2 separate regions of the Homo sapiens genome follow, and region 2 is linked to region 1. The links are chromatin loops, found by intact Hi-C in ENCODE. Cell type or tissue: dorsolateral prefrontal cortex. All regions are shown on one strand. Each heading gives the region's core, and the rest is flanking DNA. Links, peaks and the distances in the headings are about the cores only.

Region 1 (8,340 bases), core at 154-8,153:
GCTTTAATAGAACATTCTAACACAGAAATGAGCAATCTTTAAGAGTTAGATGTTATGTGGGAAGGTAGAAAAATCACATGCTTTGGAGTCCAAAAATGTGGTTCCTATTCTCTGCTTGGTTTCTTTGTGAGTCTCACACCCACCATAGCCTAAGTCATTAGTTCCCAAACTTTGTCACATGGGTATCCCTCTCTGCAAAAAGGAGCAAACAGGTTGCTTGCCCAGGAATTTGGGGGAGATCCTGGAACCACATCTTGTCATCAGAACATCCCCCGTTGAAAATATTCTGATTTACTGTAAAAATCTATTTGACCTTTGTGGTTGAATCCCTTTTATATGTATTCTTGGTTTCTAAATAAAAATGTTTAAAATTCATTATTGTCATCTAAAATTTTTAAAAGTTGTTCAGAGCTGTCCCTCATGTAGCCTCCATTTCCTCACCTCCCTTCACTTTTAAAATTATTTCTGGCCAAGCACAGTGGCTCACGCCTGTAATCCCAACACTTCGGGAGGCTGAGGAGGAGGATCACTTGAGGCTGAGTTCAAGACCAGCCTGGGCAACAGAGTAAGACCCCATCTCTACAAAAACATTAACAATTAGCCGAGTGTGGTGGTACATACCAATAATCCCAGCTACAAGGAAGTCTGAGGCAGGATAACTTGAGCCCAGGAGTTTGAGTCTGCAGTGAGCTGTGATGGTACCACTGCACTCCAGTCTGGGCAACAGTGAGACCCTGCCTCAAACAAACAATCAAAATATATATATACACACACACACACATATATATATACATATATATACACACATATATATATACATATATATACACACATTTGTATTTTAAAAATCCATGTATATATTTTTTAAAATTCAAATATTACTACAAAGTATTTATTGAAAATATAGTCCCCTTACTTACTCTCTAAGTCCAAGTCTGCTGACCAAGGGCAAATACTTTCCATTTTTTTAGCTTTCTCTTTGGATATTTATGGTCATATTTTAAAATAATATTCTTGGACTCTATGGAACTGAACACACAGCATGTAATCTTCTGCACATTGAATTTTTTGTTCAATGTTATATGTGTAAGAGGCAGCCATGTGGTTCATTTACTTTAATTACATGTTGTGTTGTTGCGTAACATTTGGTTCAATAATTATACCACAATTTACATATCAATTCTCGAGATTGGTCACTTGAACTCTTTCTACATTTTTGCCATTCTAAGCAATTTACTATGAACGTCCTTATACATGTCTCCAAGGAATACAGGCAAGATTTTCTTTCCATCCTGAGATGTAGAATAGCAGGATCACCAATATACATATTATCAACTTGTGTGTTTCACTTTCTTTATAAAAAAGAAATTCTTTCTTTAAAATTTTATTTTTAAAGTTTTAATTACTATGGGTACATAATAGTTGTATATATTTATGGGGTACATGTGATATTTTGATGCAGGCGTACGACATGTAAGGATCAAATCGAAGTAATTGGGGTATCTATCTCCTCAAACATTTTTCATTTCTTTGTGTTAGGAATATTCCAATTTTACTCTTTTAGTTATTTTTAAATATAGAGAAGTTATTATTATTATTATTATTTTGAGACAGGGTCTCACTCTGTCATCCAGGCTGGAGTGCAGTAGCATGATCTCAGCTCACTGCAACCACCACCTCCTGGGCTCAAGTGATCCTCCTGCCTCAGTCTCCCAAGTAGCTGGGACTACAGGTGCATGCCACCATGCCCAGGTAATTTTTGCAGTTTTTGTAGAGATGAGGTTTCCCCAGGTGGGCCAGGCTCGTCTCGAACTCCTGACCTCAAGTGATCTGCCCACCTCGGCCTCCCAAAGTGCTGAGATTACACATGAGTCACCACACCCAGCCAAATTATTGTTAACTATAGTCACCCTATTGTGCTACTGAATAGAAACCAAAATTCTTAATATAAAAGTAGGCAAATTCATCAGTCTTAGCTTTATGATTTGTCCTTTTCTTATGTATTCAGAAGTTGTTTCTTACTCTAAAATCATGAAAACATTCTTCCATTTATTTGTAAATAAGTCCTGAATCCACCTGTGATTTATTTTTGAGTACTGTGTGCCTATTTCCTCTTCGAACCCTCTCATCTGGCTCCCACTTCCACCACATAACTGAAAGTGCTCTTGGGAAGGTAACCAATGGCTTCTACATTGCTTTATTCAATTCTCCTTTCCAGGCCTTATCTTAGATAATCACTCAGCAACTTTTGACACAGACGACGACTCCTCCTTTGTGAAAGATCTGTTCTTGGCTTCCATGAAACCACATTCTCCTAGTTTTTCTTTTACACATCAGGCAGCTCCTTCACCTTTGCATGTCTCTGTTCCCTTCTTGACCTCCCAGGTTCAAGCAGTTCTCCTGCCTCAGTCTCCCGAGTAGCTGGCCCTCTCTTCTTCTCTTTCTATGCTGTTTTTCCAGGCAATCTCGTCCATTCTAAGGGCTTTGTGCTGATGATCCTTAACATTGAATCTCTAGCCTATACCTTCCTCCTGAGCTCCAGCCTTGTAACCCCTTATGGATGTCTCTTGGCATCCAAAATTATTATGCCTAAAACTGAACCCTTGATCTGCCTTTCCCAATTCCATAAATGTCACCCACATCCACCCTGACATATACCAAATATCTGCTGAGGTCTTCCTTGACATCTCCCTCAACATCCAGCACAATAGCGAGTCTTACTGAGTCTCACTAAAAGGCATCTGAAATCTGTACACCTCTCTCTATGCTCACTACCAAGCATTCATTATCACCCAATGACTCCTAATCATTCCCCCTGCTTTAACTCTTGTTGCCTCCAATTTTTTTCCCAGATGAAAGCCAGAATGATCTCACAAAAATATAATTGGATCCATGTCAATCATCCATATAAAACCCTTCAAAACTTATTATTGCAGTTAGGATAAAAATCCCAAATCCTTTATGTGGGCTAGAGGATACCTTACATCAAATGACACCAGCCTCTTTATATATAATCCAGTATACCTTAAGGTCAACTTACAACACTCTTTCCCCATTTGTTTTTTTGTTTGTTTGTGTCTCTCTTCCCTCAAGCTTCAGGTTAAGTGTCCTCCCCTCTGTTATATGATCTCGTAGTAACTTGACTTTCCTTTATATCATCTAATATGATTTGTGATTAGATGTTTGTCTGAAAATTAACTTATTTTCTGTATCCCCACTAGATCCTGACTTCCTGGGGGCAAGAACCATGTCTGCATTATTATTATTATTTCTCCCATACACCCTGGGCCTAGAACAGTGCCTACTCATGTTGGGAACCCAATAAGCCCTGTTAAACACCGAGGGCACATGGAGAAGGCAATGCCCCTCTCTTCACTGAGAAGACTCATAATCTCGCAGAGTTCCTAGCAGCTGAGACTCAGAGTCTTGGGGCTGCATTCCTGTTTCCAGGAAGATGATGCTGGGGAATTCACTCCTCATGACTTCATCTTCCTTTTTTTTTTTTTCTGAGACAGAGTCTTGCTTTGTCACCCAGGCTGGAGTGCAGTGGCGAGATGTCAGTTCACTGCAGCCTCTGCCTTCTGGGTTCAAGCCACTCTCCTGCCTCAGCCTCCCAAGTAGCTGGGATTACAGGCACGCACCACCACACCCTGCTAATTTTTGTGTTTTTGTAGAGACGGAGTTTCACCATGTTGGCCAGGGTAGTCTTGAACTCCTGACCTCAGGTGATCCACCCGCCTCAGCCTCCCAATTAAAGTGCTGGGATTACAGGAGTGAGCCACTGCCCCCTGCCTGGGCTTCATCTTCCTTATCCGGAAGCTTCCCCTTTCCCTGCTCCTGTTTACATCCCCTGCCCCATAATTCCCACTACACTCCCTTTTGGGGCTAGGATTTCTTTATAAGGGAGCAGACAGCAGAAGCAGATAAATTTTCCCCACAGAAGACTGCCTGACTGTACAGGCTGTGTACACTGATTATTATTGTTACTTTAAATCGGAAATGTAATTAGTGTATTAGTACTTAATTGTATAGTAGTCTATTAGTAGCACAAAATCCATTCACCTAAGATTATTCTTGTAGGTGATTTGGACACAATAAAGTCAAGCTTATTACTATTTCATCATCGCTGTGGTATTATTGCCCCCTGGTGGCTATGCTAATTACTTAGCCCTGACCGACTGGGAGCTATTGCTCTTCAAACAGCAGCCGGGATGTTCCCGGAGGATTGTGGTACTTGCTTCTCTCCAAACAAACCTAGAGACAATCCGGGCGCGGTGGCTCACGCCTGTAATCCCAACACTTTGGAAGGCCAAGGTGGGTGAATCACTTGAGGTCAGGAGTTCGAGACCAACCTGGCCAACATGGTGAAACCCTGTCTCTACTCAAAATGCAACAATTAGCCGGGGCGCACACCTGTAATCCTGGTTACTTAGGAGCCTGAGGCAAGGGAATCGCTTGAACCGGGAGGGGGAGATTGCAGTGAGCCAAGATCATGCCACTGTACTCCAACCTGGGTGACAGAGTGAGGCTCTATTTCAAGAAGAATAAGAAAAAAACCAAAAACTAGAGACAAAAAGGGCATGAGAGCATTTTTTTTAATGAAAGTCTCTATGTCAACCCCACCCACACCTTTGTCTTTAGGGTGACCCACTCCAACCCTTTACTCCCCTTCCCCTAGACTTTTCTGTCTCTTCTTAGGCATCATTCAGTCTGGCAAACAGCTAGAGTCATGAAGCCATGTGGTCTCCAAGAACAACAGTTGGCGATCCCCAGTTTTGAGAACACCTGTAGTTCAACCTGATAGGCAGCATTTCCATGGCCTTAGGCTTTCAGGCAGCAAAAAAGTTTCAAATGTATGAAATCACAGAAGCACTGCCAGTCATCAGCCAGGTGAAGTTACCTATGATAATTACTGTGCACTCTTAGGAAGTGTCACCTGTGCACTTCGGTTTCATGTTTCCAAATGCATACTCACTCTTCAAATCAGAAACTTACCCACAAGACACAATTCAGCCACTCAAAATTGTACAGCCTGGTTCTAGCCTTTAAGATGAAATAGGAGAAGGTGGATATGGGGAATTTTGTGTCTAATCGATAGAAAATGCTTTGGCCAAGTTGAAAATATATATATATAGCAGTTTTTGCTATATGTTCTTTCCAACAGAGAGAAGCATTTCCAAAAAGCCAGAGGTAGTTGCTTTTATCCATAATGAAAGCAATTCAGTTAAATGGTCGTTCACAAAGCAGAACTTGGCGTGGAACCCAGGGTTCCTTGCTGCCTGCATTCCCATTTTTTTCTCTCTAGCACTGAATTAAGAATCAGACAGCAACTGGCTCTGATTCTTGATCCCTTTGTTACTAGCTGTGTAAGGCAAGTTATTCAAGGATTTCTGAGCCTCGGGATCTTCCCTTTATATCCATAAAATGGGTATAATAATACCTACCTTATATGTTTGTTGTAAAGAACTTATGCCAGGCACGTATTAACCATTCAAGAGGCAGTAGCTGTCATCATTACCGTAATTATTCTTATAGTTATTCAAGACCTTATGGTTGATCTCAAGGAAGAAAATAACAAAAAGCCAGTCAAAGCTCATTGTTTGCATTGGAGAACAATATTTAGTTACTTAGAAGACATTGTGAGTAACAACTGACAAATGATATCCTTCCCCTGCCCTCTTTTTCTGTCTCTCTGTGGCAGGTGGAATTCTCAAATGGACCCTAAAATTCCAGGCCCCTGGTATATGACCCTGAATAATCCCTTTTCTTTGGATGTGGGTAGAGCCTGTGATTATGATGGAATGTCACACTCATGAACAGGTTACACTGTATGGTAAAGGGGAAGGCATTCTGCAGATATAATTAGGGTTTCACATCAGTTGATTTTTGAGTTCATTGAAGGAGATATTATCCTGGGTGGGCCTGACCAAATCAGGTGAGCCCTTAATTTTTATTTTATTTATTTATTTATTTATTTATTTATTTATTTATTTATTTATTTATTTATTTTGAGACAGAGTCTAGCTCTGTTGCCCAAGCTAGAGTGCAGTGGTGTGATCTCGGCTCACTGCAGCCTCCACTCTCCGGGTTCAAACAATTATCTTGCCTCAGCCTCCCCAGCCTCCTGTAGTAGCTGGGACTACAGGCACGCACCACCACGCCCAGCTAATTTTTTGTATTTTAGTAGAGACAGAGTTTCAACATCTTGCCCAGGCTGGTCTCAAACTCCTGAGCTCAGGCAGTCTGCCCGCCTCAGCCTCCCAAAGTGCTAAGATTACAGGTGTGAGCCACTGCACCCGGCCTGAGCCCTTTAAAGGAGGCTCTAGAGGTTGGAGACAGGAGAAGCAGAGCTCTCTCTTGCTGGCCTTGAAGAAGCAAGTTGCTGTGAGTTCCACAGCTGCAAGGAAATGAATTCTGCCCATAATCACATGAGCTTGGAAAAGGATCTCAAGTCCCAGATGAGACCCCAGCCAACATCTTGATTGCAGCTCATGAGGCCCTGAGCAGAAGACCCAACGAAGTCATGCCTGGACTCCTGACCATGAAACTGTGAGAAAATAAATATGTGTGGTTTTAAGCCACTGAATTTGTGGAAATTTGTTATGCAGGTATAGAAAACGAATACACTCCAATACCTCGAAAAATATTAACATGGTATTCACTGGTGTTTAATTTCACAAAGAACTAGGAAAAGAGCCCAGATGTCAAGACTCTTATCCCAGTATTTGATTGCTTCTTTGACTTGTGGGTTATTTATAGAATATTTTTAGTTTCCAAATAGTTGGGAGCTCATCCAGAGATCACGTTACTGGTTTTTACATTATACTTCCAGTATGTTTCCATTTCTCCCTTCCTGGTCTCTGTTCTGTCATCGTCATCACATATTGTACATTCACATATGCCATGAACTCCACACTGTATTGTTATTATTGATCTTTAAACAATGAATTCTCTTTAAAGAAAACTAAGAAATAAGAAAAACTCATATTTACACATGTAGTTACCATTTCCAGTGTTTTTCATTCCTTTGTATAAATCCATAGTTCCATTTGGTATCATTTTCCTTCCACTTGAAGGACTTAACATTTCTTATATATGGGTCTGCTGGTGATGAGTTCTTTCAGTTTTTGTATGCCTAAAAACGTATTCATTTAGCCTTTGTTTTGAAGAGATATCTTCACAGGGTATAAAAGTATAGGTTGCCACATTTTTCTTTCAATATTTTACAATGCTTAGTACTTTAAAGTACCTTGGCACATAGCATGTTTTATTTCTCTGTCTGCTTTTAAGATTTTTCTTTTTATCACTGGTTTTGAGAAATTTGATAAAGATGTTCCTTGATATAGTTTTTTTTTTTTAATGTTTCTTGTGCCAAGGGTTCCTTGGGTATCTTGGATTTGTGATTTTATCATTTTCATCAAATTTGGAATTTGATGCCCATTATTTTTTCAAAATTTTTTCTGTTCCCACCTCCTGCCCTTGCCCCCACCTTATCTTCTCTCCTTTGGGGACTCCAATTACATGTATATTCAGTTGTGTGACGTTTTTCTTCAGTTCACTTTCACTGTGTTCATTTTTGTTCTTAGTCTTTTTTCTCTGTAGGTTTGATTTCGGATAGTTTCTCTTGCTATGCCTTCAAGTTCATTAATCTTTTCTTACGCAAAGTCTAACTGATCATTAATTCTACTCAGTGTATTTATTTAAATACATTGTATTTAATATTTCCTGTAGCTCTTTGAACATATGGAATACAGTAATAATAAGTTTTAATGCCCTCATCTGCTAATTTGAACATCAGCTCTGGGTCGATTTTGATCAGTTTATTTTTCTCCTAATTGTGGGTCACATTTTCCTGCTTCTTTGCATGCCTGCTAAGTTTTGTATTAGATGTCCGACATTATCAGTTTTACCTTATGGGTGCCACATAGTTTTGTGTTCCTATAAATATTCCTGAACGTTGTTTTGAGAGGCAGTTCCATTAGTTCAGTCCTTGCTTTTGCAATGTGTTAGGTGGGACCATAGCAATGTTTAGTGTAGGGCTAATTTTTCCCCACTAGCAAGGCCAAACCCTCGTGAGTTTTCTGGTCTGGTTGGTAAGAACAAGCACTGTGAGAGCTCTGATTATTATAGCCTCTAGGCCTTTCTGTAGTTATTTCCCCAACCTCAGGCAGCTTTCTCATATGCATGTATTGACCAGTCCTCTATGGAATATTCAAGGGGATCCTCTGCAGCTCTCCGGAATTCTCCCTCTATCTCCTATCAGCTACTTTGCCGTGCAAACTCTAGCCACTTTTTCCTTCCTTGATTCTCAGCTCCTTCTCCTCAATTCAGGCAATCCAC
Region 2 (8,340 bases), core at 250-8,249, 54 kb before region 1:
TCACTATTTTCCAGGTATTTTGTATGCCAGGGACTGAATGTTTTTGTCCCTCCAAAATTCACATATTGAAATCCTAATCCCCAGTGTGATGGTCTTAGGAAGCGGGACCTTTGGTAGGTAATTAGGTCTTTATACATGGAATTAGTGCCCTTTTAAAAGCTCTGGAGAGCTCCCCCGCCCTTTCCACTATATGATGACACAATGAGAAGGCAGCAGTCTATGAACCAGGAAGTGGGCCCTCACCAGTCACCGAATCTGCAATGCCTTGACGTTGGACTTCTCAGTCCCTAGAACTGTGAAAAATAAATTTCTGTTGTTTGTAAGCCACCCAGTTTATGGTTTTCTGATACAGCAGCCTGACTGGTCTAAGACAGACAGAAAGGGACATAGTTATTCTACCTGCAATGTTGTTTCCCTCACCTGAAATGCCACCCCATCTACCTGGTAGTTATAAAGATCCTCATCTTTCTTTCTTTCTTTTCTTTTCTTTTTTTTTTTTTTTTTGAGATTGAGCCCCACTCGGTCACCCAGGCTGGAGTGCAGTGGCACAATCTCTGCTCGCTACAACCTCCGACTCCCAGGTTCAAGCAATTCTCCTGCCTCAGCCTCCCGAGTAGCTGGGACTACAGGAACCCGCCACCACGCCCAGCTAATTTTTTAATATTTTTAGTAGAGACAGGGTTTTGCCGTGTTGACCAGGCTGGTCTCAAACTCCTGACCTCAGGTGATCCACCCGCCTCGGCCTCCCAAAGTGCTGAGATTATAGGCATGTGCCATCGTGCCCAGCCCTACCCATCTTTCAAAGCCCAATTTTTGGCATTCACCCATCTCCTTGGTGACTTATCTTTCTTAAAAACTCCAGGTTTCTTATTGTTTATCTCCACTTATTCCTACAGTCTTCTACACGTAAGTTGCCACTTTATCATATAGCTATATTATGTCTCCCTTACGTTTCATTCATGTGCAATTGTCTTGTCTTGGAAGCAAAGACCATAGCATGTAAGTGTTTTCTATTCCTCCCTTTTGCTTCTTTACTTCTTTGCCCTCTTTATCCTTCCTCCCACCCATCCAATCCTTAAAAATATTGAGTACATAAAAATATTACAGAAATAATGAATTGACATTAGCAGTCATCATTTTATAGGGAGAAAGGGGAAGCCTAGTGCATTGGTTTGGATCCTCTGAGAAGCAGATAACAAGACAGAATTAGCCATGCAAGAGATTTATTGGGGTAAATGTCTGTGATGGAAAAAGAGGAGAGAGTCCATAGAAGTGGGGACAGTATTTAGAACACAATGCTGGAAGACTCTTGTAAAAAAGAGGAGGAAGGGTGGGGCAGGGAGAATCTCAGACTGCAGCAGAGTTCCAAGAAAGTCCCCATCCAGTGACTGTGGAGTCCTCAAGCTAATGTCAGAAAGAGGAGACTGGCCCTTCTCAGGAAAAGGTTGCATTGGGACCCTGCAGAGCCAGAAAAATCACTGGCTGTAGCAGCTTGGGGGAAATGTGGCCTGGGCATGAACACAGAGATAGACTTGGAGTACAGCAGTCATGGCCATTGGTGATATATACTCATGACAGCAGAAGATCTGAGCAGCACATTTTTGTGACCATCCCTTCTGGAACGTTGGAAAGAATGCTAATTCTGAATCCAAAATCTTAACTTTGGATCCCTTACTGACTCTGCACCTTCACTTAAATTCTTATCTACATCTCTTCATTTGTAAATGGAAATGACCAATAGCTTACTGGGTATGATGATTAATTTTGTGTGTCACCTTGACTGGGCTAAGGGATGTCCAGAGAGCTGGTAAAACATTATTTCTGGGTTGTTTGTGATGATGCTTCCAGAAGAAATTAGCACTTGAATCAATAGACTGAGTAAAGATCACTCACTAAGTGATGATGGCTGTGGGCAGCATCCTCCAATCCACGGAGGGCTCACACAGAATGGAAAGGTGGAGGAAGGACAAATACTCTCTCCTTCAGCCTGGACATCCATCTCCTCGTGCCCTCAAACATCAGAGCTCCTATTATAGTTCTTGGGCCTGCAGACTCAACAGGCAGTTACACCATTGGCTAGCCCAGTTCGCAGGCCTTCGGATTCAGATGGAATTACACCACCAGTTTTCCTGGTTCTACAGTTTACAGACAGCAGATTATAGGACTTCTCAGTCTCCATAATCTCATGAGCCAATTACTATAATAAATCGCCCCTTATATCCATCTACTACATATACATCCTGTTGGTTCCATTTCTCTGAAGAACCCTGACTAATGCACTGGGCTAGCCTGAGAACCACACGTTGACAAGAATATATAGTGTTCTGTTTATATTGCATATTATGTCATCAGGTCTATCTGATTATAGTAGCACCTAATGTTTGTGAAACATCACACAGGTCACAGCAAGCCTTTGTTCCAGCCAATGAGCCTGTGAAGAAGGCGAGACAACCATTTCTTTCCACATCCACTGCCCCGTTGGCTCTCTGGTAAACAGAAAGGTTCTAGGAGGGGACACTGAAATGCTCAGTAGAGGTGGGATCAAGCCCCAGAGGCTGCTTGCCAGGTAGGATCTGGTTGTAACTATGATAATTAAGGAATCAAATTCCTGAGAAAAAAATGTACATAAAGAATCAGGTAGTCCCTATTGATCTACGTAGCCTGGAGAGCTGGTCCAGTGGGCAGGCTGGCCAGATGCAGAGTCCAGCAGGTAAGAAACAATACCACCTGCAAACCTGAGACTCAGGAAGTGAGTTCTGATCTGGGACACCCACAACAGTGCCGACTCCCCCACCCTTTCTGGTGTGCAGGTGGAAGGAGGGTGCATAGGTGTGAGTGGCAGATCTGGGGAGAAGGGGAAGCTGCCAGTACAATTTGCTTTTGCCTATGTAGGAGCAGAGGGCTCTGCCTTCAGGGCCAGCCAGCTACTGTGGGTCTTTACAGCAAGCACTGGCTGAATAAACCTACCTTCCCTTATGGGCCTTGACCCTCGACACAAATGCCAAGTTAGTAGCCTCAGAATTGTCTTTTCTCTTCAGAGAGAAGCGTGGAAAAGATAAAGCCAGAGGCAAGGAAAACTTCTCACTCTTCTCTGGCATGCCAGGTTCAAAGAATGCCAATAGCACCCATCATCCCACCCCATGAAGAACAGCAGCAGCCCCGAATTGGGGAAGAGCATCATGACTAATGTGCTAGAGGTTGCACTTGCACAGATGATAGAATTTATAAAAGAAATTCAACATGGGTTCTGTTATGGGTTGAATTGTGTCCTCTCAAAACAGATATGCTGAAGTCCTAACCCCCAGAACCTCCAAATGTGACTTTGTTTGGAAAAGGTCACATTCTGATGACCTTTATAGAGGTTATCAAGTTAGAATGAGGTCATTAAGACAGGCCTAATCCAACATGACCGGTGTCCTTTTAAAAAGAGGAAATTTGGACACAGACACATCCACACACAGAGACCTCCAAGTGGAGATGAAGGCAGATAGTGGGGTGATGCTTCTGCAAGCCAAGGAACGCTGAAGACTGAAGGCAAACCACCAGAAGCCAGGGGCGAAGCCTGGGACAGATTTTTTCTCCCAGTCCTCAGAAGGAACAAGCCCAGATGATACTTCATCTCAGACTTGCAGCCTGCAGAACTGTGAGAGATCCATTTCTGCTGTTTAGCCCTCATCTGTGGCACTTTATTACAGCAGTCCCTTCCCCACAGACACTAGTACTAGTCCTAGGAAAGTTCACTCAAGCTGGCAGTGGCTCAGGAGGAGAATGAAAAGGATACTGAGGCCACTCGTTTGCTTCTACTTGAGGACAAGCAGGTGCCTCTCTTCCCGCTTCTTTCTCCTTACTGCTGCTGCCACCCACACAGCCCCCAGGCTTGTCCTAGAGGGCTCTGGAGGTACACGCGAGGCCGGCGAGTTGTCATGGCAGGGAAGTTGTGGGGAGGGTGGAAATGGCGATTTCCATTCCTTTTTTCCTATTTCATGTCCTGCCTGGAACATGAAACAAAACAAAACAAAACAAGACCAAATGCCCTTGGTCAAAACACCTCTGCATCCAAATAGCCTCTGAGGCAAGGCAGCTTCTGAGGCAAGGCGGGGCATCGCCGCACAGAGGCTTGGAGCCTTTGAGGAACAAAGAGGGCTTCAGAGCGCGCTGGCACTCCTTGGCTCACCCATTGATTTTCATTTGCACAGACGCAGGCCCTCTTTTTGTAATCAGAGGGGGGAAAGCAGATCTGTGGAAGGCAAATCTACCATCAGCTGCCTAAAAATAGACCCGCCGCCTCACCACCGTGCAAAACAGGCGCCGGCCCGCTGCTGTGCGCTGGTTGCAGCATGAATTCGCTGGGCAGGGATTTGCAGTATAGACGTAGAGTTGTTCTGGCCTCTGATGCTGCGCCCGGGCCTTAAATGGAATCGCGGTCTGTGATAACTTTTGACAAGAGCTGGCAAGCTGAGCCTTTCTTTGAAATGCACTGGGGGGCTCTCGCACAAGAGCCAGGGCTTTCCAACAGGTGTGAGCTAGGGGGTAGGCCCTACAGATTATTAGGAGGGAAAGTTGTCTATGGTAAATTACCAACTGGGGGAGGTCAGAGTCAAAATCTCCATAGCAGAATTATTACTAATTGTGAAGCGCCAAGATCGTAAGAGAAGAAACCATTCTGACGTGTCATTTTTCCCAGGCCACGACATCTCTGTTAAACAAAAGAGACTCATATTTGAAGTGATGAAAAAGCCATGAAACATAATTTGAAAATTATGTCATGCCCAGCTTTGCCTTCCCTCAAGGCAAATAAAAGCCTCGGAATAAAAACGTTTCTATTTATTTTCAAATATTTGCATGGGTTGCCCCTTTAATCATCCATTCCCTCTAATATTAGTCACAAGCAGTTTAAATGGAAGCTGTTAGCATGAATGAACACTCCTTAATGGCTGGATCACTGGAGGAAGTGAGCTGTAAAGCCCAAACAGTCAGATGAAGAAAAGCAATTAATAAAATTTGCCTTTATCTCAAAGAAACTAGGATGTTTTAACTGCAGTTATGTTTTGAAGGAAACAAATATGATGGTTGATTATCACGGAAAATAGACTGAAGCCTGCCCACTTGTAAATTCACAAACTCACTTCAAGTGGAAAACCCAAGTCTGCATCCTCGAGGAATTGTACAAATGTGCATCACGAGACAAGATCTGGCCCAATGCCTAGAAGCTGGTGAGGTCACCAAACTCATTACTCAGAAAATCAGCTGTGAGCCAAGCCCTCATTCCGTTGCATTTCACATAGAATGGAGATTCCTCCGTCTTTCCCATGCTCCCACCTCCCATCATTAGAAGAAAAATGGGATTCCCAGGTATTTAACTTTAGGAATCTTACAGAGATCCAACATGGACGCTTTCACGCCACATCCTGATTTTAGCTGTGGCTCTTCTTGCTCTGTCTGGAGGCATCTCAGCAGTTAATGGGAGTGATTCACATGATCCTACTCCAATTCCTGCTATTTTAGGATACTTAGCTTTTCTTAGCCATGGATTTCTTCTGTCTAAATCTGCCCGACTGAATTGGAAGCTGCCCAGAATCTTCTTCTTTGGAAATTACATTTGTGCATCTAGGGTATATTTGTCGTTCCGCCCACGCTCCAGCCACTTTTTGAGAAGTGCAGAGCGAGTCATGTGACAGCCATCAGTGTATTTGCACCCTTTTTTGTTTAAAAACATAATCTGCATTACAAATTGCACCAATTCCTGTATGTAGTAAGTCATCATTCAATAAAAAGCACAAATGTATGCCTGTCACATTCAACATAATAAACTGCAAGTAAATACATCTTTTCTTAGTCCAAATCAGTCAGTAAATGATGTCTTTATTTTCTCTGTTATGCACCAAGTTTGCAATCAGCTTTATTCTTGATTCTCTCAGGCCAAGCCTACACAGCGTTAACTGCAGTGGAAGATTGTGCTTTTATCAGAAGCAGCTGAACACCTGAGGACAGGAACATGGCTGAAGCAATTCATTTCTCCAATTCACTTTGTTCTACTTTATCATCATCATTCCGGTATTATCATCATGTTCATCAGATTCTCCATCTAAAAAAGATTTATCACAGTGTCTGCATCTGCAGGCGATACTACAATATAGATAAAACCATTGCTCCCTGCCTGCTCCGGATGAGTTTGCAAAGAGGTATGGTATAGAAGAAACACTTTGTGCTTTGAAGCAAGACAAAACTGAGTTAAAATGGCAATCTTAGCCTGGGCAACATAGTGAGACCCCCATCTCTGCAAAAAATACAAAAATTAGCTGAGCATGGTGGTGCATCTGTAGTCCCAGCTACTCGGTAGGCTAAGGCAGGAGAATCGTCCGAACTTGGGAAATTGAGGCTACAGTGAGCCATGATCGTGCCACTGCACTCCAGCCTGGGTGACAGAGAGAGACCCTGTCTCAAAAAAATAAAAAATAAAATTGCGGTCTTATTACTTACATTAGATATTTGTTTTTGGTAATATTATTCAACCCCTGAGAGCCTTCATTTCCTTATCTATATGATGACAAGAATAGTTACCTTACAAGTTAGATGTGATAACTTCAAATTACATGGCTGTTGTGCTCGCTACACAGTGCCTTTCTGATTAAGCATTGACTAGAACAGGGTCATGTTCTTATGAAAAAAGGCAAGCTGGCCAGGCTTTATTTACTATGGATGTGTTATTAATAACGGTGATTATAATAATGGCTACCATGATCTCTTTTTATTCTATAACAAGAGGGTAAGGTCAAATATGGAACAATTTGAGCTTTAATAAAGATAATAATTGCAAGGGGGAAAGAATCAAGCATTTATCCTGACTTGCCTGTAAGAACTATTCCACTGAGTAACCAAATAGTTGCTGGAGAAACATGTCATCCCTTTGTATAGATGAAGAAACTGATAAGATAGTAAACCAGAATTTTCTCTTTTAAATTTGGATCCCTTTTTCACAAAGATCATGACCACCCCATTTGCCCTCTTTCTGTCCCTCAAACGATTCAGGTTCTTTCTGCCTTAGCATCCTTGGACTAGCTGACTGCACTGCCTGGAAAATTCTACCCTCACATCTTTGCATGTTCAACAACTTCCCATTACTTAGGTTTCAACTCAAATGCCCCCTCCTCAGAGAGGTCTTCCTTGATCACCCGATTTAAAGCAAGCTCTTCAACCCAGACACTGCCTCTTAGCACCCAGCACTTTCTACTTTTATGCTGGCCTGTTGTCTGTCCTTCAAGCAGTGCAGAAGTTCATGTGATATAATCATTAAGAATGTGGACTCAAGAATCAGATGATCCGTATTTACCTTTTAGTTTTACCACTTATTGACAGTGTGACCTTGGAAAGTGACCTAATCCTTCTTTCTGTGCCTCGGTTTTCTCGTCTATAAAATGGAGATGATAATATTTTCACTTGCAGCATAAAACTTCTGAGAGGATTATGTGAATAACAGACACAGATCATGTAAATCAACATCTGACAGAGTAAGCACTCAGTAAGTGTTAATTAAGCTTCTACAGTTACAAGGCACACGGCGCTCTGTGACGTCATCTCAACTTTAGTGTGTTTATTGTCTGCCTCCACTGCTATGAAGGCATACAGCCTGCCTGTCTTGTTCAACACTCTATCTCCAGCATGTAGAATGGCACATAGCAGGGACTCAGTAACTATGTTTAGTTAATGAATGAAAGAACATCTGGTGTGTGCATAGCAGAGACTAATGAGCAAGGTACGGAGGGGAAGAGTTGAGGGCAGAGTTGCTGTATATTAAGGTAAGATTGTTCCTGGGAACTTTCTGCTTCTGTTTGGCTGTATATTATGCATTTATTTTCTCAGTGCCTTGCAAAGCCCTCTGTTCTTCTCTGATTTTGTCCATTCTCTCAAGCAGAGATATCTAACCAGCACCTCCACATGCACTCATGACCTATGGGTATAACTTCTTAAACTGTTAGGACTCAGGAAGAAAAAGTAGAAGGAATGCAGATTTTATGCCTACTTAAGAAAGGCGGGCAGTGGGCCAACTCTGTAAAACTCAGCATCACTGTAAAAATAGAGCAATATCCAGAAAGTGAGCAAAAAGAAGGGGACTTTGACAAAAGCCGCTTCTGCCACACACCCTCACATGCAGACAGTCACACTGCAAACAGAGACACTGTCACCTCCAACACACACACAACCTTGATTGTGCTGTGCTGTTCTATAGGAATCTGTATGTCCACGAGCCATAAAGCACAGGCTCACAGAGGCTGTCCCATTCTACTACACACCCAGTGCGTGCAGTTCACCAAGTGATCACGGCACCTTGTCTCCGTCTCT

What was found. Peaks named below come from ENCODE experiments on the same cell type or tissue, not always from the same donor. Only the 100,000 strongest peaks of a DNase experiment are listed, where the experiment ranks them.
Region 2: a loop joins it to region 1, with 2.9 times the contacts of the local background. A loop is called at or near these places in 3 of 110 quality-filtered maps.

Annotation. Positions count from the first base shown.
Region 1 is chr6:17,082,422-17,090,761 of GRCh38, forward strand. No RefSeq gene overlaps it. Among named protein-coding and RNA genes, the nearest start is that of STMND1, 15 kb to the right of the region's middle. In dorsolateral prefrontal cortex, for the core only: CTCF peaks have their summits at 4,151 (motif pointing left) and 4,352; a DNase peak (open chromatin) is centred at 4,190.
Region 2 is chr6:17,027,921-17,036,260 of GRCh38, forward strand. LOC105374951 (a long non-coding RNA gene) reads left to right here. Exons shown (of 3, transcript XR_926534.3): 3 at 5,919-6,305. Among named protein-coding and RNA genes, the nearest start is that of STMND1, 70 kb to the right of the region's middle. In dorsolateral prefrontal cortex, for the core only: CTCF peaks have their summits at 5,242 and 5,472; DNase peaks (open chromatin) are centred at 4,221, 5,211 and 5,631; H3K4me3 peaks cover 2,268 bases; H3K27ac peaks cover 3,354 bases.